2 separate regions of the Homo sapiens genome follow, and region 1 is linked to region 2. A link is a loop called in an ENCODE intact Hi-C map of the cell type or tissue named here. Cell type or tissue: Panc1. All regions are shown on one strand. Links, peaks and the distances in the headings refer to the core of each region. The heading gives the core; the rest is flanking DNA. Region 1 has its middle 31 kb from the start of MIR3164. Region 2 overlaps LOC105369370 (a long non-coding RNA gene).

Region 1 (9,999 bases), core at 1,330-9,329, 260 kb after region 2:
AAATGTATCAGTCAGGATGAAATTTGACCCCACGTAAATTTCCTATCATGTAAAAGAAGTCCAGGGATAGGCAGTCTAAGGCACCAAGAAGTCAACAGGAACCAAGCTTCCTTCCAACTAATTCACCACTCCCAGGGTGTGGCTCTCAACCTCATAGTCTAAGATGGCTGCAAGAGCTCCAGCCATCACATCCACATTCCAAGCAGCAAGGAATGTGGAAGGGAGAAAGGAGGTGTGCCTAATTCCCTGGAAGGAGACTTCCTAGAAGACCCACGCTGCTCACATCTCATTGGCCAGAACTGAGTCACACACTCAGTGGTAGAGCATGACAGTAATGACCCCTAATTTATTCACACTCCCTCATATGACTGTTTGACAATGTCACTCCTCCCACCAGGAGATGAAGTTTATTTCTCCACCCCTGAATCTGGACTTGGCCTGTGACTTGCTTTGTCCAAAGGGACGAAGCAAACAGGATGCAAGCAGAGGCTGGAAAAGCTTTTGTGCATGCAGGCTGCTATGTCGGTACCGGGACCTCCCGCCAGCACATGAGCAAGGCCGGGCTGATCTCCTGAGGATGAATGAGCACATAGGGAGAGCATCGCTGTCCCAGCAGAGGCCCCCAACATGGGAGAGAGGCCATCCCCAACCATCCAGCCACAGCCAGGCCAGCCCGGATCAGAAATCTTGCTTAGCCAACTCACAGAACCTGGAGAAATAATGAACCCTCGCTGTTTTAAGCCACAATGTTTTGAGGTGGTTTGTTACACTGCAAAAGCTAGCTGATACACTTCTCCAGCAACAGGGAGGCTAGGCAATGCAGCCTACTCAATGGACCACAAAGCTCCTACACTGGATTTTTGAGTCTAAAGGGAAAGGAAGTAGGCCCAGTGGCTCACGCCTGTAATCCCAGCTACTGAAGAGTCTGAGTTCAGAGGATCACTTGAGGCCAGGAGTTTGAGACCAACCTGGGCCACACAGCAAGACCTTGTCTCCAGCAAAAACAAAAAAATTGTTTTAATTAGCCAGATGTGGTGGCTCATGCCTGTAGTCCCACCTACTCAGGCAGCTGAGGCAGGAGGCTCACTTGAGCCCAGGAGTTTGAGGTTTGCCAGGCTGGAGTGCAGTGACAAAATCATTGCTTAAGCTATGATGCTGCCACTGCACTCCAGCCTGAGTGACAGAGCAAGACCCATCCCCAAAAAAATAAGTAATTAGGCCAGATGCAGTGACTTATGTCTGTAGTCCCAGGGCTTTGGTAGGCCAAGGCGGGCAGATCACTTGAGCCCAGGAGTTTGATACCAGCCTGGGCTACATGGTGAAACCCAATCTCTACAAAAAATACAAAAATCAGCCAGAGGTGGTGGCATGTGCCTATAGTACTAGTACAGTCTAGGCACTGGACTATACTATAGCAGTAGTCCCAGCTACTTGGGAGGCTGAGGTAGGAGGATCACTTGGGCCTCGGAGGTCGAGGCTGCAGTGAGCCATGATTGCACCACTGCATTCCAACCTGGGTAACAACGCCAGACCCTGTCTCATAAATAAATAAATAAATAAATAAATAAATAAATAAATAAATGGAAGGAGAAAGTGAACATAGGACCCAAGCTCAGTAGCCCCCACCACACCCAATTCCTGCTCTGGCCTTGCCCCCAAGAGTGCAGAAGAGAGGCATGGTAGTCCTCCCCTTGCTCCGAATTTCTGTTCCTGTATCACCGTGATGCCAGGCCATTTCAGGAAGGGGCTCTGAGCCAGCCATGCTGAGGTCTCACCACCATCTCTCTGTGGGTGACCAGTCACACAGGATCTCTTCCTCAGATGGTCTTCCCTGTGGTCTCCCCACAAAGCATCCTCCATCCTAGACTCACTGCTGCCCCAGCTCCTGCACTCAGCTGTCCCCAGAAGCCTGAGCCAGGCACCCTTCGTGCCCCACACACCCACCACCTATGTCCAGCCGCTCGGGCAGCCCGGGGCAGCCATGCCTGTGACGTTCAATACCCAACTCCTGGAGTCATGTAACGCCCAGAGGGACAGAGACAGAGGCCCTTCTCGCTCCCCTTCCCCAGCGCCTCGCTCAGGGCTGAGCACAGGATGGATGCAAAGAACAGGGAAACTCCACGGAAGGAGTTCCTGAAGTTTCTAAGGACACTTTCCGTACAGTTCAGGAGGGGACGCTGCACTGTCCCTGATGCTCACCACGGTCTGTCCCTCCTGTCCTAACCACGCTCCCCGTACAGCTCAGGAAGATAACACTGCACTACCCTGATGCTCACCACGTCTCTCCCTTCTGTATTCTTCAGGCTCCAAAACGCTTTCACATTCTCTCTCTCAGCCTTCAAAGTAACACTACCTAGGGCTATACCAGGCGACATTATTCAGCTTTACAGAGGAAAAAACTCTGATCCCCAGGATAAACGATAAATGGCTGCTCATCCCAAAAGACGTGGCCATATTTGATTATTCTGAGTCATCCCAACCTGACACAAGGTACCCTTGGGGACAGGGGGGCAGACAGAACACCCTGGGAAGCCCCCAGGTGGCTTCCATGTGACGAGAATTGGTAAACTGAGGGCTGTGTTGGGGTTTGCCCCGTGGGCCGGGTGCCCTGGGCAGCCCAGGCCTGGCAATAACTCACCCTGAGCTACCTCAGTTTACCTGGCTGTGAAATGGACTGGGAAGACCAGGTCAGGGGTCCCAGGCAGGGTCGGGGGTCAGGGGTGGGGTTCGCTGTGGCAGACAGGTGAGGGCCTGCCCCACCTAAAGCTTCTGCTACTCAGCAACCTCCAGTCACTGCTGGAGGGGGCCGGCCAAGCAACACCAGGTCCTCTGGAAATTGAGATGAATTCATGAAACCTCCTGTAGCGGCCTGCATGGTGGCTTCGAAAGACGTGTCCACGTCCTAACCAAATGTGGCCCTATTTGGAAACAGGCATCTGCAGATGCAATTAAGGACCTTGAGGTGAGATCATCCTGGAGAACCCAAAATCCAATGACCAGCCTCCTCCTGAAGGCTCAGAGGAGAGACACAGGGAGAAGAGATGGGGGCCACATGAAAACAAGGCGGAGACTGGAGCGGGGCAGCCACAAGCCACAGGGCACCTGGAGGCACCAGGGCAGACAGAGGCCGGGGTCCCTCCCTGGAGCAGTCGGAGGGAGCGCAGCCCTGCCTACATCTAGATATCGGGCTTCGGCCCCAGCACTGGGAGAGAAGGCATTTCTGTGGTTTCCAGCCCCCACCAGTTTGTGATCTTTTGTTACGGCAGCCGCAAGAAATCTCCCAGCTGACACGGCCGGCTCGTTTCTTTCACTAGTACTGAAGGCGCCAGAACATATGTCACGGCCACCCTTGTCCTGGGGGTCCCGGCCAGCAAGGCCTGGACTCCAGATCACAGCCCTGCACTGGAAGTCAACGAGGAAACAGCCCCCAACATGTGACGTCGAGGAGGCGAAGCCCACCTCCCAGGCCGCAGGCTGCTCTCTGGAGAGTGGACGGTGACACGCCTCCTTCAAGGACCCTGGCTATGACGGCCTTTGTAAACTGCAAAGTGCCTTCCAGGTTACACGGTGGGGTTATGAATGGGACTGAGTTCCTATCTCCCGAGAGTGAGAGTGCGAGTTCCTGACCCATGCCCCACCCCAGGAACGGCCAGGGCACAGAGGCCAGTGCCGGGAGCCGGACGCTGAAGGTCCCGCAGTGGCCTGCAGCACCCCTGGGGCTGCACCCGCCTGCTGGGAGAGGAGCGGCCCCGCCCTCCCCCAGGGGAGGCGGCCGTCACATGGCAGAGGTGCCAAGCTGGTGAAAGGCCGCCCTCCCTGTCCTGGCACCGCCGTCCACTGCAAATGCCTGGCCAGAGTCGGTGCCAGCAGCCTTCAGGGGCTGTCATGTGCCCAGGCTGCTGGCAGCTGCTGGTCAAGGGGCCTTGCCCTCCCTCTCTCTGGACACACCTTTGATTCGGAGGAATGTGTGTGTGTGCTTTTTATTCCTTGAAGGGGAAAAAGCTCTCTCTCGGCAGAATTCTTCCCGGGACCCCGGCTGCTGACCGCTGGTGAGGGGTCCTGGGAAGGTCAGGCCTCCGAAGGGACCTCCGCCCCTGCCTTCCCACCACCCTCCCTGACACCGCGAACACACTCCGTGCCTTCTGTTGCTTGGGAAGGATTAGAGGGTCGTGGCTTTAAATCCCACCTCTGAGATTATAAATCCTGGAATCCAACCCTGCCTCCGAGCTGGTGACCCTGGGCAAGTCCCTCCATCCCCCTGACCCACAGCTTGTTCATCCACATCATAGGGATATTCCAGAGGGCTCGACAGAGGACTAAGCACAGTGAAACCGTGCTCCTTCTCAGCTCCACAAGGGCACTCTGAGAGTTTTCACCTTCCGGGGGTTATTAATGATGACGCCAGGGCGACAGGTGTCGCCCGGGACTTTGGGGCAGACTGGGATGTTTGGCAGGCTCTGATTAAATAAGATAACGTACATCAATAAGATAACATCCTTGGCTCAGGCCTCCTAGCAAGTGCTCCGCAAACACTAGTGATCGCCACTCCCAACTTCTCCCAATCCAGGCTACGTGCCCGTGGTCCTGTCACCAGCTGCTCCAAGCTTCAGTCTCTGTAGGACAGAGCTGATCACTTGGAGCTGAGCCTTCCTAGGCCACGCTGGTCGCAGAGCAACTGCCCTGCAAGGGAGTTTCATTTATTCATAATAAATCCTATGTTAAGGCTGAGAGTGAGAAAAGCCTTTTTGTTTCTGGCATTTTCTCTCCTAAGCAAAGCCTGGTGCAGACAGAAGGAAATCATGATCCGTCCATCTCAGCACCAGGAGTTCTCGGTGGAGGGCCCATTGCCAGGTAGAGGGACTTCTGGAAGAGCAGCCATAGGTTCCCAAGGAGCTGGAGGTCATGCGCCAAAGGTGCAGGTTTTGCTGGGTTCACAAAGGGGCCGAGGGGCAGGGGCCCAGTGACCACCTGGCCTCAGGCCCCAGAAGGACCCCTGTAGGCAGCTCGGCATCACCAAGGGCAGCTCCCAAGAGATCATCAGGAGCCTAGAGGCCACCCCCATGTGAACAATGGGGCCCTGGATCCCTACGAAAGAGGGTGGCAGAGCTGGACATGAAGCCGGCACCTGGCACAGGTCCTTCTCTTTCCTGGGTGAGGCCTGGGGCTCTCCCATTCTGGAAGGCATGAGCATAAAAGCACCTCCCTGTGGCACCCCCAGCCCCTACGCCCGGGGGCCAGCTTGCCTTTTTGCTCCACACACCAGGGTCATCCTCACGCAGTCAGGGAAAACATCCCTACCCCTCGGTCCCCACAATATTCCAAACCCATCACTGAGCACTTCCGAGCGAGAGCTGGGCCACAGCCTCCCTGACCTTCCAGAAGGGCTGTCGCACAGCCTGTTTGCTAACATGAAAAAACCGGGCTCAGAAAGGTTAGGTAACTTGTTCAGATCACACAGCTGCGAGGGCTGGGCTCGAGCCCAGGTCCATCTGGCTCCACCGCCTATGTTCTGGGCTGAGCTATAAAACTGCACACCCCTCACCCACCTCCCCACATACTGGTCCGTCTATCCCTCGGCCACAGTGCTCAGAGCTGCCTCTGGCCCCAGAATGCATGGAGGTGGAAGGAGACCCAGGAGGAAATGAGACTCATGGAAAGGGAATAACGTGATGAATGCAGCACTAGAGCCCAGAGACAGGGACAGGGGAGGCCTCCTGAAGAGGGGCGTCGGGGTGGGGCAGGTTGGCCAGGTGGGGACGAGGGGACAGCAGAGGGAACAGCAGTGGACACGCACAGAGAGAGACAGCAGAGGGAACAGCAGTGGACACGCACAGAGAGAGACAGCGGTGCCATGTCCAGGCAGCTGCAGGACGTTCTCGAGGCTGCCCTGAGTGAAGGTGTGGGGAAAGGAGGGGCCGGGCTTCGCTGGGCATTCTAGGCTCAAACCAGGGGTTGGGGCTTTTCTCTTAGATTGAATCCTGAAGAGCCATAGACAGTTCTAAGCCCAGGGTGAGTGACAACACTGACCATTTGGAAGTGCCCACCAGAGGCCACGTGTCCCAGAATGAGAGGAGTTAGAACAGGGAGTTGCCGGGAGGGGAGATGGCACTGAGCTGAGGGCGGGGAGGGAGAACAGGCGGCCTAAGGAGGTCTGAGACGGGACTGGGCGGCAACATGAACCAGCTGGGGGTGAGACCGGGAGCCCACACACTGAAGGCACATTGGTTTTTAATGCCTTGCAATTGCCTTTGATTCTGCAAGAGAACGACATTTCTGGAAGCTCTGCTAGAAAATCTGATTAGTGCAAAACGAGAATCTATTCATGAGTGTGGCTGCTCCCCAACTCCCACCCCATCGACCTGCCCAACCCTCCTGTCCAAGAAGCCGCCTGAGGATTCCCAACCCGACCAAAAGCTGCACTTTGGCACGAACCTTTTGTAGGTAGAGAACGTCAAAAATGCAAGTCTTACAACGAGGACAGGACAGTGTCCTGGCCAGGCCTGGAGGCCGAAAGGTGGAGAAGAGGACACCCAGACCCCATGGTTGTCCAGGACGTAGAGAGAGCCCCTGTTTTATTGCTGTTTTTGCTGGGGGGGTGGGGAGGAGTCTCGCTCTGTTGCCCAGGCTGGAGTGCAGTGCCGCGATCTCGGCTCACTGCAACCTCCGCCTCCCGAGTTCAAGCGATTCTTCTGCCTCAGCCTCCTGAGTAGCTGGGACTATAGGCGCCCATAACACCTGGCTAATTTTTTGTATTTTTAGTAGAGATAGGGTTTCACCATATTAGCCAGGATGGTCTCGATCTCCGGACCTCGTGATCCGCCCAACTCAGCCTTCCAAAGTGCTGGGATTACAGGCATGAGCCACCGCGCTCAGCCTGATTGCTATTTTATTCTGGGGGAAACACACCAAAGTAGGAATGTCAGAATCAAATCATTGGTGCCTTTTTAGGGCAGACGCCCACAGTCTTGTGAAGACACCATGGTGAAGGGTTCACAAGGGGATTGAACTCCCAGAAAGGATAATGAAGTGTTCACACCAGAGCCTGAGGGAGCCAGGGAGGCCTCCACATGGGCCCCAGCCCTGGCATCAGGAGAATTCGCCCCACCCGCTGGGGAAGGCGGCGGCCCACCCAGCCATGGCCCAATGGCCAGGCGGAATCAGCACGCTGGGCTGAGCTATCTGGGGCCAGAATTCGGAATGCCACACGTAGCAAACAGTTAATGATCAACTGGTCACCCCTATCCAAAAGACCTAAAACTAATAGGGCTATAAAATGTGTAAAATATCTGCCCCCGACCAGACCAGACAAGACAGCTTAGGGCAGTGAACATTTCTCTGTGTTCCCTTTCAATAACCTTGTGCTGGGAGGCAGGCCATGGGGCCACTCCTGTGGGAAAATTTTCCCGAAGCAAGCCATTTGGTCAGAAAGGCTTCCCATGCTCTCCTCAGCACCCCGTCCCTGGCCACGACCCCTCTCCCCTTGCAGCCAGAGCTGAAGGGACACAGATTCTTTCCCAAGTTGCACATTTTGGGAAGAAGGCTGGAGTGTTTTAAATGAACCATGTAAATGCCCCTTGAAGGGGAAAGGAGGGCGCCAGGGGAGTGGGAGTGGACCTCCCATCCATGCACAGGCCTTCGCTCTCCTGTCCTGACACAGAGAGTGACTTCTGCTAGAGCTGCTGACTTCTGCCAATTTATATGCTAATTCCAGAAATGATTCTTCCTACATTAAATAAAAGCTGAGGAATGTTCCAAAGGTCTGAACAGACTGTACCATTAACAGACAGAGGAGAGCTGCGCAGGCCCTGCCCACAGGAGTTTTGAGCGTGTGAACTTGTGTGCAGCTCACACTCTTGCCTAATTTTAGGCGCACGTGCTCCTTCGGCTGACTTGCCAAAATAAAACTGCTTCGGCATCCAAAGCCTCCCCATGCCCATCTTGACCTTGTGGTCCCCTTTTGGAGTAACCTTCTGAGAAAGCAGAGACTGCAAAACAGAATTGGAAGGGGGCCACATTGAGTTCACACCCCAGAGTGATCACCTGACCCTGAGTCTGTCAGCATCATCAGAGTATGGCCCCCCGACCCAGTGCCTGAGCCCCCCGCCTCCTCCACAGCCTCTTCATTTTCCCCACCCACCCCTACAGACACCAGTCTTCCCACTTCAACAAGCCCTTCCTTCTTCAGACGCTTTGCACATTCTGTTCCTCCCACTGGGACTGCGCTTCTCTGCTCCCGACCAGGTCACTCTGGCTCATCCAATTCATCTCAGCTCACTTGCCAGAGAAGCCCACTCTGAGCACCAGGTGAGGGGGGCCTGGTTATACACTCTTAGTGAGTGCTGTACCTTCCTTCCTGGTGGTCCTCACAATTCTAGTAGATTTGCATAATCATTTCTTCAGAGCTTCCCAGCCTCCTGAGAGCAGGAACTAGGATCCATCCTGTATCCCCAGTACCAACAAGAATGTTTGTCATAGACTACAAAGAGGGAAGTAGGGAGTTTGGATAGATATTTGGGGAATGTTTGGATGGATGGATGGATGGATGGATGGATGGATGGATGGATGGATGGATGGATGGATGGATGTATGGATGGATGGATGGATGGATGGATGGATGGATGGATGGATGGATGGACAGACGGATGGATGGATGGATGGATGGATGGATGGACAGATGTTTGGATGGATGGATGGATGAATGGATGGATGAATAGATGGGTGTTTGGATGGTTGGATGGATGGGTGTTTGAATGGTTGGATGGATGGATGTTTGGATGGATGGATAAATGTTTAGATGGATGGATGGATGGATGGATGGATGGATGGATGGATGGATGTTTGGATGAATGTTTGGATGGACGGGTGGATGTTTGGATGGATGAATGGATGGATGGATCGATGTTTGGATGAATGAATGGATGGATGAATAGATGGATGTTTAGATGGATGGATGGATGTTTGGATGAATAGATGGATGTTTGGATGGATGGATGGATGAATGGATGGATGTTTGGATGGATGGATGGATGGATGTTTGGATGGATGGATGGACGGACGGGCAGACGGACGGATGGATGGATGGATGGATGTTTAGATGGACAGATGGATGGATGGATGGATGGATGAATGGATGGATATTTAGATGGATGGATGGATGGATGGATGGATGGATGGATGGTGGGTGGAGAAAACTGGTCATACCCCAGAAAGACAACTGTCTTGGTAGAATAATTTGTATTTCCTGCCTTTCTCTCCCTAGAACTCTACAAAGGTCTCAGTCAGGGACCCCACTGGCTGTGTCCCCCAGTCGTAGCCTCAGAGACAGAGAACCCCACCAGGCCAACCTCTTGGCCCCATGTTTTCCAGCACTGTGCACTGCTCACACAGTTCTCTCCTAGAACACTTGCACTTCCAGAAGCCCTCTCTCCCAAGGATCCCAACCTCTTCCTCCAAGTAGATGCTAGGGCACTGCATCTGCCAACTTCTCTCTCTTCCATGCCAGGACACACTGAACTCAGCCTCACACAGGCCTGAGGTCTGTGCCAGAGTTGGCCACTTCCTAGCTGATGACCCTGAAGCCACAGACTTTCCTCTCTGAGCCTCGGTTTCCTCATCTGTATAAAGGGCCTCATAAGGGAAAGTAGGAAGGATTAAATTTGATAATGTGTGCCAGATGCCAGTGCTGTGACTGATACAGGAGATGATTAACAAAGTAACATGAGGATTGATGTATTGATTGATTTATCAATTGATTGATTTGCAACTCTGAAGGGAGCAAGTGTTCTTCAAGGCAGCCAGGTGGGAGATGCCTAAAGGCAGAGCATGGCAAACGGTGGTGCTGCCCTGTCTTGATCTTGGTCAACACCTCAGCTATCTCCCACCTCAGAGTGAGCAAGAAAATGGCCACATCTCCCAGCTCTTGATCTAAAGAGTTTGCAGTGCCTGATTAAAGTGATCAGTTGTCTCCCTTGCAGACTCAAAAATGCCTGGAGCCACCCC
Region 2 (9,999 bases), core at 748-8,747:
ATTTTATCAGTACCTGATATGAACACCTGCATGTCAGCCACTGTTCTCAGGGCTGTCCCTGCTCTATCATCTCTTGGACTCCTCAACAACCCACAATGCAACATCCGGTGATGATTCTCACTTTGGGGATAGGGAAACTGAGACCCAGGGGAGCTCCATGACAGTGCCAGAGAAATTCAATCTCTGGCCCCAGTACTCTGCCTCTGCAGTGCTCTTGCTGAGCCCCTCCAGGGATAGTGCCAGCCAAGGAGTTTCATTTTTTCTGAGTCATGTTTTAAGAGGAAGGAAAGACCAGGCGCGGTGGCTCACGCCTCTGATCCCAGCACTTTGGGAGGCCAAGGTAGCCAGATCGCCTGAGCTCAGGAGTTCGAGACCACCCTGGGCAACATTATGAAACCCCGTCTCTACTAAAATACAAAAAATTAGCCGAGCATGGTGGCATGTGCCTGTAGTCCCAGCTACTCAGGAGGCTGAGGCAGGAGAATCGCTTGAGCCCCAGAGGCAGAGGTGGCGGTGAGCCAAGATCATGCCACTGCACTTCAGCCTGGGCAGCCGAGTGAGACTCCGTCTCAAAAAATAAAAATAAAAAATTAAGTAAAAATAAGATGAAGGAAAGAGAGCTTTTCATAAAGTTAGAAGGGAACCCATTCATCAAGCACCTACTGGCTCTTGGGCAAAGATTCTCCTCCTCCTGACTCCTGCCACCTCAGCGGCTGTGGCCTCACAGTCCACACAGTCTGTACTTCCTGGGGCCCTACTGTGTGCGGGATGGGAGCCATGTGCTTTCTGAGCCTGGTCCTACTTCATCTTCTCAGCAATGCTGTCAGGCAGGACTTTGTTTTTTTTCTTTTTCTTTTTCTTTTTCTTTTTTTTTAAGACAAAGTCTGTCTTTGTCGCCCAGGCTGGAGTGCAGTGGTGTGATCTTGGCTCACTGCACCCTCTGTCTCCCAGGCTTAGGTGATCCTCCCGTCTCATCCTCCTGAGTAGCTGGAACTACTGGTTAAGTTTTGTATTTTTAGTAGAGACGGGGTTTTGCCATGTTGGCCAGGCTGGTCTCGAACTCCTGGACTTAAGGGAATCTGCCCATCTCGGCCTCCCAAAGTGCTGGGATTACAGGCGTGAGCCACTGTGCCCGGTGGAGAGGGATTTTTGTTCAGCTTTTACAGATGAGAAAAAAGAGGCTAGAAATGGTTCACCTCGTGTGTCTGACTTTAAAATGTTGAGGGAAGATGAAAAGGGAAGGGCAGGGAGGATGCTGAGTAAGGGGGTGGCTATCCGCTGTCTCCACCTCTGCGGGGAAGGAGGGTCCTTAGCCATGCCCTGTCCCACAGTGACCAGCCTCGGCAGGTGTGGCGGTACTGAGCTTTGAAACGGACAGGCGTGAAAGCCAAACCCCAGGGGCACTGTGGTCCTTGTCACACCAGGTGCTGATGATCCTAACCTGGTTCTGAGCTCCACAGGGGTGTGCACCCCGCACCCTGTGTCCAGGGCTCACCCGGTGCCTGTGTGCAGAGGGCAGGGGCCCTGTTGGGATGGAAGGACACAGAAGCCCTGTGCCACCAGCTCTTGCAGGGAGAGCATAGCCCTCGCCAGGCCAGTGGTCCTGATAGCTCGGGTGCCAGCAGATGCAGTGTGAGCTCTGGAGGGCTCAGCGGATCTTCAAGGCTTCACGACGCCCCAAATCTCAGGCCTCAGGAACGGGAGGGCTCAGAGTAGGGCAATCCCAATTCAGGCTGCGTGGGGTCCCGGCTCAGGGAGAGCAAACAGGGAGAGACAGCAGCAGCTCCAGTGTTCAAGAGAGCAGGGGCGTGACCATCCCAGCCTCCAGAACCGCCTGGCCCAGGGCTCTGCACTCAGTAGGTACCAACTAATGCGTGCCAGGGAAGGAGCTGATGAATGGGGGCTGCCTCCCTGTCCAGTCCAGGCTGTGCCTCCCCATGGGTTTCCCCGGGGCACCTCCGCGAAGCCCAGTCCGGCTTGTGGTAGAAATGGCTCTTTCGTGGACCCGTGGCTGCTCATGTCCTTCGTGTGTGTCCAGCACGGGACACCCGGCCAGCCGTGTGGGTGACAGAAGGAGGTGCCCCACCCTGAAAGGACCCCTGAGCCCAGACCTCTATGGGACCTTTTCTAGAGATCTGCCGAGCGCAGGTCTTCTCCCTGGGAGCCTGGAAGGGGAGCAGGAGCCTGTGATCGAGGGAAGCAAACCCCCTGGCATCTCCAGGGAGAAGCCCATGGGCAGGGCGTTTGGGAGGGAGGCAGCCACCGTGACATGGGACATCAGGCACCTGAGTCAGTAGCCCCAGGCAGGTCCCAGCCCTGGGAAGTCGGGGTCCACAGTGGCCCCTGCTGGGTTAGGTGTGAGGCATGGGGGCGGCTGCGCCCGTTGGGTGCTCTGTGTTACAAAGGGGCTGGACGGTAGAAGCCTTGGCCATTCTGGAGTCGCAGCCCCCGACGCTCCTGCCTGCCTGGAGTCTCCTGAGGCTGCTCGTTATATGGGAGGTCCCCAGCCCCTGCCCTGACACTTGAAGGCCATGGGAGACTGATCCCAATGTGTCTCCTTCGCCCAACTGTCTCTAGTAGGGTGAGCGACTTGTCCCGGCTCGCCCAGGACTTTCCCAGTTTCAGCACTGAAAGTCTCACATCCTGGGAACCCCCTCAGTTCCCACACATCGGAGCAGCCTCGGAACAGCCTCTGCCACCTAATCCCACAGTTTGTGCGACGCCGCCCTTGGTATCTGCTGCAGGGTGCAGGGCTCTTCACCCCTGCTCCAAGCCCCCTGCCCCCCACAGCATTGGCGTTTGAGTTCTCTCTGTTTTTAAATCAAGTAGATTTTTTCCCAGAGAGGTCCATTTTCAGCTCCGACTGACTCTAGATGAGAAGCTGCATGCCATGCCAAACAGAGCTGGGCACGTCGCCCCCTGGGGTGGCCATGTGCGTTCACGGGTGGGCGTGTGCGTTCCTGGGTGGGCGTCTGCGTTCACGGGTGGGCGTGTGCATTCCTGGGCGGGCGTCTGCGTTCACGGGTGGGCGTGTGCATTCACGGGTGGGCGTCTGCATTCACGGGTGTGCGGTTGCATTCCTAACTGGGCGTGTGCGTTCCTGGATGGGCGTGTACGTTCACAGATGGGTGTGTGCGTTCCTGGGTGGGCGTGTATGTTCCTGGGTGGGCGTATGTGTTCACGGGTGGGTGTGTGCGTTCACAGGTGGGCGTGGGCATTCCTGGGTGGGCGACTGCATTCACGGGTGGGCGTGTGCGTTCACAGGTGGGCATGGGCATTCCTGGGTGGGCGTCGGCATTCCTGGGTGGGCGTGTGCGTTCCCAGGTGGGCGTGTGCGTTCCCCAGTGGGCGTGGGCGTTCCCAGGTGGGTGTGTGCAGGAGCACTCGGGGTGTGTTCTTGTGTGTGCTGGGTGTGTTGGTGTGTGCGGGTGTGTGCCTCCAAGCCCTGCCTTCTCCTACCCAGGGACCTGCCCTGCCACAGAGCCAGTTTCTGACCCTGCTCTCACCCCTCTGGGCCACCAGCCCCCATCTCACCCTCTCCCGCCTGTCAGTTCCCCAGGGTGAAGGCGAGAGGGTGAAGGCGAGAGGGTGAAGGCGAGAGGGTGAAGGCAAGGGTCTGATGGGTTCGTTACTGTCTTATCCCTCCCAGACAATGGGAAGAAGGGCCTCCTGGAGGCCTGGCAACCCCATCTGGCCCCATTTTGGGCTGAAGGCATGGGCCTTGGCTGGACCCCCAGACCCCTGGCACCCCCTTCCCAGGAAGGGAAGAGGAAATGTTCAAATGCTCCCCACGGCCCCGCAGGCACCAGCCTGAGGCCCATTTGAGACCACCCCCAACACCACCCCAAGATCCTCGAGGCCACCCCAGATAGGGCCTGCAGAGGCTTCTGGGCTCAAAGCTGCTCAGAGAAGGGGCTGGGCTCAGCACAGAGCCAGCAACCCTGGAGGAAGGGCCGGAGAGCTTTCAGCCGAGGGTCATTGTGAAGCCGAGATTAGACCCAGGTGTCCCCGACTCACCGCTCTGCAGCTGTGTGTTGTGGGCTGACCCCAGTCGCCTCATGTGTACGCTGGGGTGATGATAGGAATTACCTTCCTCATAGGCAGCTCCAAGACCCATTCATTCATTCACACATTCATTCATTCTGTAGATAATGATGGAGACGCGCCCACCATAAGTCAGATGCCCTGGGCATGGTGTGAGGACCTTGAGCTGGAAAGGACACGCTTCCGGGCCCCAAACTGACATCTAGTGGGTGGGGTGGGGAGTTGGCTGTGAAGGGCAGACAAACAAGCGGGTTGTTGGGGAGCCGCGGATGACGCAGGAACTGCAGGCAGGCGTGGGCCACAGGCCAGGAGCCCGCTTCCTGGGTCCTCGGAGCCTGGGCCCTCGGTGCCCATGTGTCCCTGGCCTGAGAACCCCTTGCTCTTCGCCTGGGGAGGGCCAGATGGGGGCCCTTTAAAGCCGGGGCCTGGAGAGGGAGCTGCGTGCTCTGGGCCCAGCTAACTCTCTGGTGCTCCCCAGCATGTCTCATCTTCCCAAATCACCCAGACGTGCTGACACCCCACTCTGTGCTGTCCCTGGGACCACCACACCCACTCCTCCCTGGGGGATCCTCTCCTGATGTCTTTACCCCTATGTCTCCTTCCTGTGTGCAGTTGGCTGAATCATGGCCCCCAGACGTCCACATTCTAATCACAATTCACATGGTGAATGTGCGACCTTACCTGGCCAAAAGACTCTGCAGACGTGACTGGACTATCCCTGGGTGACCGAGGAGCCGGTCTGTGTGGCCCCAGGCCCAGGGAAGTAGCTGCTGTTGTGAGGACAAACAGGACAAGGAGGAGGAGGCCACCCCTGAGAACAGCTCTGCACAGCGGGGCTGACCTGCTGGCCACACTGCACAGCCCGGGACACACACAGAAACCTGGGGCCCACGCCGGCCGCCACTCTCACCTATGGGCTGAGGGACTCACAACTTTGCTGGCACCTGTCCCTGCTGAGACAGTGTGAGGACAGGGAGCTTTCCTTCTCACTGCACCAAGGCCTCTCCCCAGCCCTGCTCAGGGCTAAACCCATCCTCTTCTGGAGTAAGAGTCTGCAGGGGGCCCCTGCCAGCATGAAGTGTGGCCTCTCCAGTGCCACCTAGGGACCCCAGGGAGTCCCAGGCCCATTCTCCCTCTCAGCACAGTTGGAGGAAGTGGGTCAAGTGGGGTCCTGTCTGCCCAAGGTCACACTTCGAACCCTGACAGTGACAAACAGGGCACCAGACCCCACATCTGGGCTCAGACTCCATATCTAGAGTCACCCTGAACCATCTCCTCTACCAAGGGTCTCTGGGAAAAGGCCAGCCTGGTGACCCCTCAGGCCCAGGGCGAGCCCTGTCCTTTCCATGTGGCCTCTGTAGAATGTGACCTCGTCCCTCATGGGCCGCTCAGCCCCAGGCAGTAGACTGTGCTGGGAATGGGCTTCCTGCTCTTGCAGCCCCATGCATGGGGGAGCAAGGTGAAGAGGCAGCTACCCCTGGGGTCCCCCCACCCCAGTGCCATCCGGGGAAACCTGGGGAATGAGCAGGGCCCTCCCTGGCCGCAGGTCTGGTTCATCTTGGCCCCAGACTCCGGCCCACCCCCACATGGAGCAGTGGACGGCAGTGGAGAGGGTCCTGGCTGAGCTGCAGGATCTGCAGGAAGCAGACCCATGCAGAGGAAGTGTCTGGTGGGATAAGCTGCCGCCTGGCTGCGAGCAAGATCTGCCCCACCCACCCCGGGCACAACAGGCTCCCAAGGGGTGGGCTGGGGAGGAGCCTCCGAGGCCTGAGGTGCCCTGTCCTGGGCACAGGAGGCCGCTGGAGAGGAGGCCACACCCATCAGGCCTGTTTTCCTCTGCAGCTGTAACACGCCAGGTGTGGGTCGCAGCTGAGCAAGTGCTGACAGCTGGTGTTCCCATGCTCCTGGGGGCAGCATCTCGCAGCCACTCCAGGGGCCATGTGCACGCTGCCTGCCACCCGGCCCCGCCTCCCCCAGATGGAGGTGAGTCCAGGAGGTCAAGTCCTGCCCCAGCTCAGCCACCAACTCCCAGGTGCCTGACTGGGTGCCGCACTCTACGAAGAATCTGTTTCTTCGCCCATGGCGGTGTGCCCTGCTCCACGCCCACCATCTGCCTCACCCTGTGCTACAGTTCCTGCAGGCACCATAGTGCAGCACCGCAGGCTGGGGCTTCCAGGGCAGACATGTGTTCTCCCACATTCTACAGGCTGGAAGTCCAAGGTTAAGGTGTCGCAGGCCTGGGTCCTCCTGAGGCCTCTCTCTCTGGCTCGCGGGTGTCGCCTTCCCCCTGTGTCCTCACACGGTTGTCCCTCTGTGCATGTCTGTGTCTCAATCTCCTCTTCTTATAAGGACAGCAGTAGGGCCCATTCTAATGGCCTCATTTTAATTTAACTACTTTTTTTTTTTTTTTGAGACGGAGTCTTGCTCTGTCACCCAGGCTGGAGTGCAGTGGCGTGATCTCGGCTCACTGCAACCTCTGCCTCCCAGGTTCAAGAGATTCTCCTGCCTCAACCTCTCAAATAGCTGGGACTACAGGCACCCACCACCATGCCCAGCTACTTTTTTGTATATTTAGTAGAGATGGGGTTTCACCACATTGGCCAGGCTGGTCTTGAACTCCTGACCTCAGGTGATCCACCTGCCACAGCTTCCCAAAGTGCTGGGATTACAGGCGGGAGCCACCACGCCTGGCCTTAACTTAATTACCTTTTTAAAGATTCTGTTGCCAAATACAGTCACATTCTGGGGCACAGAGGGTTAGGGCTTCAACTTAGGAATTTTGAGGAGAATGTAACTCAGCCCATAACACTCCCCAAGGAAGTAGAAGACCACCATTGGTTCACTCATGCATTCACTTACCCCACAGATACTGGGTGGGTGCCCTGCAGAGCTGTGGACAGTGGTGGCCATGAGGGATAAGATGGCCAGGGGTGACCCCAACCTCAAGGGGCTCACAGACTGGGAGGCAGAAAGGAAAGATGGATGAGACAGGCAAACACAATCTTGAGGTTTAGAGTCATGCTGGGCCCCTTCTTCTCTTGCCTCCTCCATCTGATGCAGGAATCTAGTAAGCCCTGCTTCCAGAACCTTCTGGAACCTGCCCGCCTCTACACACGGCCACCACCCTGGTCCACTTGCATCTCTATCCTGCCCCAGCTGCTGTCCTTATGCTCATAGCGCCCAGGGATCCTGCCTAGCCTACGTCAGACTACAGCCCTCCTCTACTCAGAACTTACCGTGGTTGCTTGTTCCCATCAGAGTAAATGCCCAGGTCCCCACAACAGCCTGGAAGGCCATACCGGGGGTGGCTGTGACCTGCTGTCCACGTCTCCCACTGCCCACCCTCTCCCCTGCTCCAGCCGCCCGGACTCCTCACTCCTGCCTCAGGGCCTTTGCATAGCCATAGTTCCCACTACCTGGGACACCCACAGAGCTCTTCCCCTCTCTTTCTCCAGGTCATAAGTGAGGCCACCTGACACCCTTCTTTCAGTCGCCCTCCCCACCCTCTGATTTGCTTCCTGCTCTGACTCTCTCTCTAACATGTATCCCCTGCAGCCCAGACAATTTCCTTCTTTATTTTGCTTGTTCTTTCTCCCTCCACCAGAATGTTGTCTCCACGAGGGTAGAAAATTCCAGTTTCATCATGGCTGTGTGCCCAGCACCTAAAACAGGGCCTGGTGCTCAGTGCTTGAGTGCATCTGACAAGTTATTATTTTTTGCTCAAGCGTCGGCAAACATTTCTGTAAGTGGCAGATGGTCAATGTTTTTGGTTTCGCGGTCCTGAAGTCTCTGCCAGAGCTCCCCGACTCTGGCATTGGAAAGCAAAGCAGCATAGACAACATGTACAAGAATGGGCATGGCCATGTTCCAATAAAACTTTATTTTAAAAAGCAGGTGGGGGCAAGATTTGGCAGGTGGGCTGTAGCATGCAGGCTCCTGGTTCATCTAATGAGTCAGCGACTGATCCCCACACTCCACAAACCCACAGACCCTCTCTCTGACAGCCCTCCCTGTCCTGGCCATGCCCTCCACCCCAGATCTGTACCATCCATAAACTTCCAAGGCCACCAGGACATTTGCAGCTCTTGGTTCTTTGGGCCCCTGGAGTCCCCAAGGAGGAGGCTGGGCAGGCACAATTCTCCCCATTCTGCAAACAGCAAAGATGAGGCTCAGCCAAGCCAGCATTCAGGGCCATGGCTGAGAGGCATGTGGCCCTCTCTCCTCCCGCTCTCTTCTTTACCTCACTTCCGGGGCAAACTGTACCACCTGACGCTGCCGTAGCCGTCTGCCCTTTCCTCCCGGATGGCCTTCCCAGCCGCCCTCTCCTCAGTTCCACCCAAGCCCTCAGATACGGTGTCTCGGGGCAGCCATCTTGGTGCACCCCGAGCCAGCCCTTCCTGCGTTCTGTGTCCTCCTGGAGGATTTGTCAGGTTCCCCAGAGCTTCTAGGAGAGACGCCAAGTCCTGAACCTCAAAAGAGATGAGAGAATCACAGACCAGCGGCCCTCAAGTCCTCTTGGCCCCCCACAGTGCTGAGCACACTCTGCCTGGTGCTGAGGCTGCTGCTGGGGCTGGGCACTGTAACTTGGATGCGAGTTACCTGCTGGTCCCAGCAGCAATTGCGCCTGCACTCTGCTAGTGCCTGCACTCTTCTAGTGCTGGGCCTTCACTCATCTCCCTATGTGCATTCCAAGCAGTACCCCTAGACACTGTTACCATCCCCATTACAGCTGAGGAAACTGAGGCACGGAGAGGTGAAGTAACATTCCCACAACCACACAACACAACAGGCATTCAGGCAGCATCTGTCTGTCTCCAGCGATTACCTTTTTGGTTCCCTCTGAAAGAAGACTTTCTAAAGGATGATTACTGCTGGGCTTTGAAGGATGAATAGAAGTTCACCAAGGAAAATGGTGCAAAGCGCAAAGGCAGGAACTGCTCTGGTCTGGGTGTGCAGACAGCCGCAGGAAACTGTGGAGGCATAGACACGGAAAATAATGTGAGAAACCTTCAAACACCAGTCCAGTCTCTACCCACAAAATGGAATAAGAACGGGACCAGTCATGGAGGTTGTTTAGGGTTCAGGCTGAACCCCACCACTGCTTCTTTTCCTGGAGGTTTGGGGGGCCAGAGGCTGATCTAACATTCCGAGGCCAACCTGGCAAACACTTGCATCCAGTTCTCTACTTTCTGCCCACAGCTTTGGCCGTCACCTGTTGTGCGGTGCGGACAGACACAGCCCGTGGGAGCACACCCCAGGGCCCCCCGGCTCCTCACTCACATGGAAGTGAGCACCCACAAACCACTGTGGTGGAGACCCACCGGTTACAAGCAAGGAAACCCACTCTCACTCCTCAAATAAAAGGGGAATACTATTACAAGGATGCAAAAGACGAGTTCTCAGGTATTGGGAATGAATTGATTTTTCCTAAAAAGATACGTTCATGCCTGACCCCTAGTACCGTAGATGTGGCCTCATTTAGAGACAGGGTATTTATAGAGGGAATGGAGTTGAAATGAAGTCATGAGTCTGGGTCCTAACCCAAGAAGCCTGGTGTCACACAAAGGGGAAATTCAGACACAGGGACAGACAAGCATGGAGGGAAGGTGGCCACATGAAAACCGGGGCAGGAGTGAGACCTCGACCAGCCAGGGAACCTCAAAGACCCACAGGAAACTGTCAGGAGCCAGGGAGAAGTGAGGAAGCATGCTTCCCCAGAGCGTCTGGGGATAGCATTGCCCTGCAAACACCTCGTCCCAGACTTTCAGCCTCTAGAACTGGGAGAATAAGTCTGTCTTCTCGAAGCCACCCAGTTTGGGGTACTTTGCTCCAGCAGCCCCAGGAAACTCTTGCAACAGCTCACTGTGGACAGGAGCTGAAAGCAGCTGGTGCTCAGTTCGAGGCTGCAGTGAGCTATGATCATGCCACTGTCCTCCGGCCTGGGTCACAGAGCTA

The links. Hi-C counts contacts between places; a loop is a spot of excess contacts. Peaks named below come from ENCODE experiments on the same cell type or tissue, not always from the same donor. Only the 100,000 strongest peaks of a DNase experiment are listed, where the experiment ranks them.
Region 1: it touches region 2 in a loop (3-fold over the local background); 3 of 110 quality-filtered maps call a loop at or near these places.

Annotation. Positions count from the first base shown.
Region 1 is chr11:69,109,584-69,119,582 of GRCh38, reverse strand. No RefSeq gene overlaps it. Among named protein-coding and RNA genes, the nearest start is that of MIR3164, 31 kb to the right of the region's middle. In Panc1, for the core only: no CTCF peak of the experiment used is centred there; no DNase peak of the experiment used is centred there; H3K27ac peaks cover 4,622 bases.
Region 2 is chr11:69,370,418-69,380,416 of GRCh38, reverse strand. It overlaps LOC105369370 (a long non-coding RNA gene), which reads right to left. Exons shown (of 5, transcript XR_950269.4): 5 at 7,906-9,999. Among named protein-coding and RNA genes, the nearest start is that of LINC02953, 50 kb to the left of the region's middle. In Panc1, for the core only: no CTCF peak of the experiment used is centred there; no DNase peak of the experiment used is centred there; H3K4me3 peaks cover 1,124 bases; H3K27ac peaks cover 3,615 bases.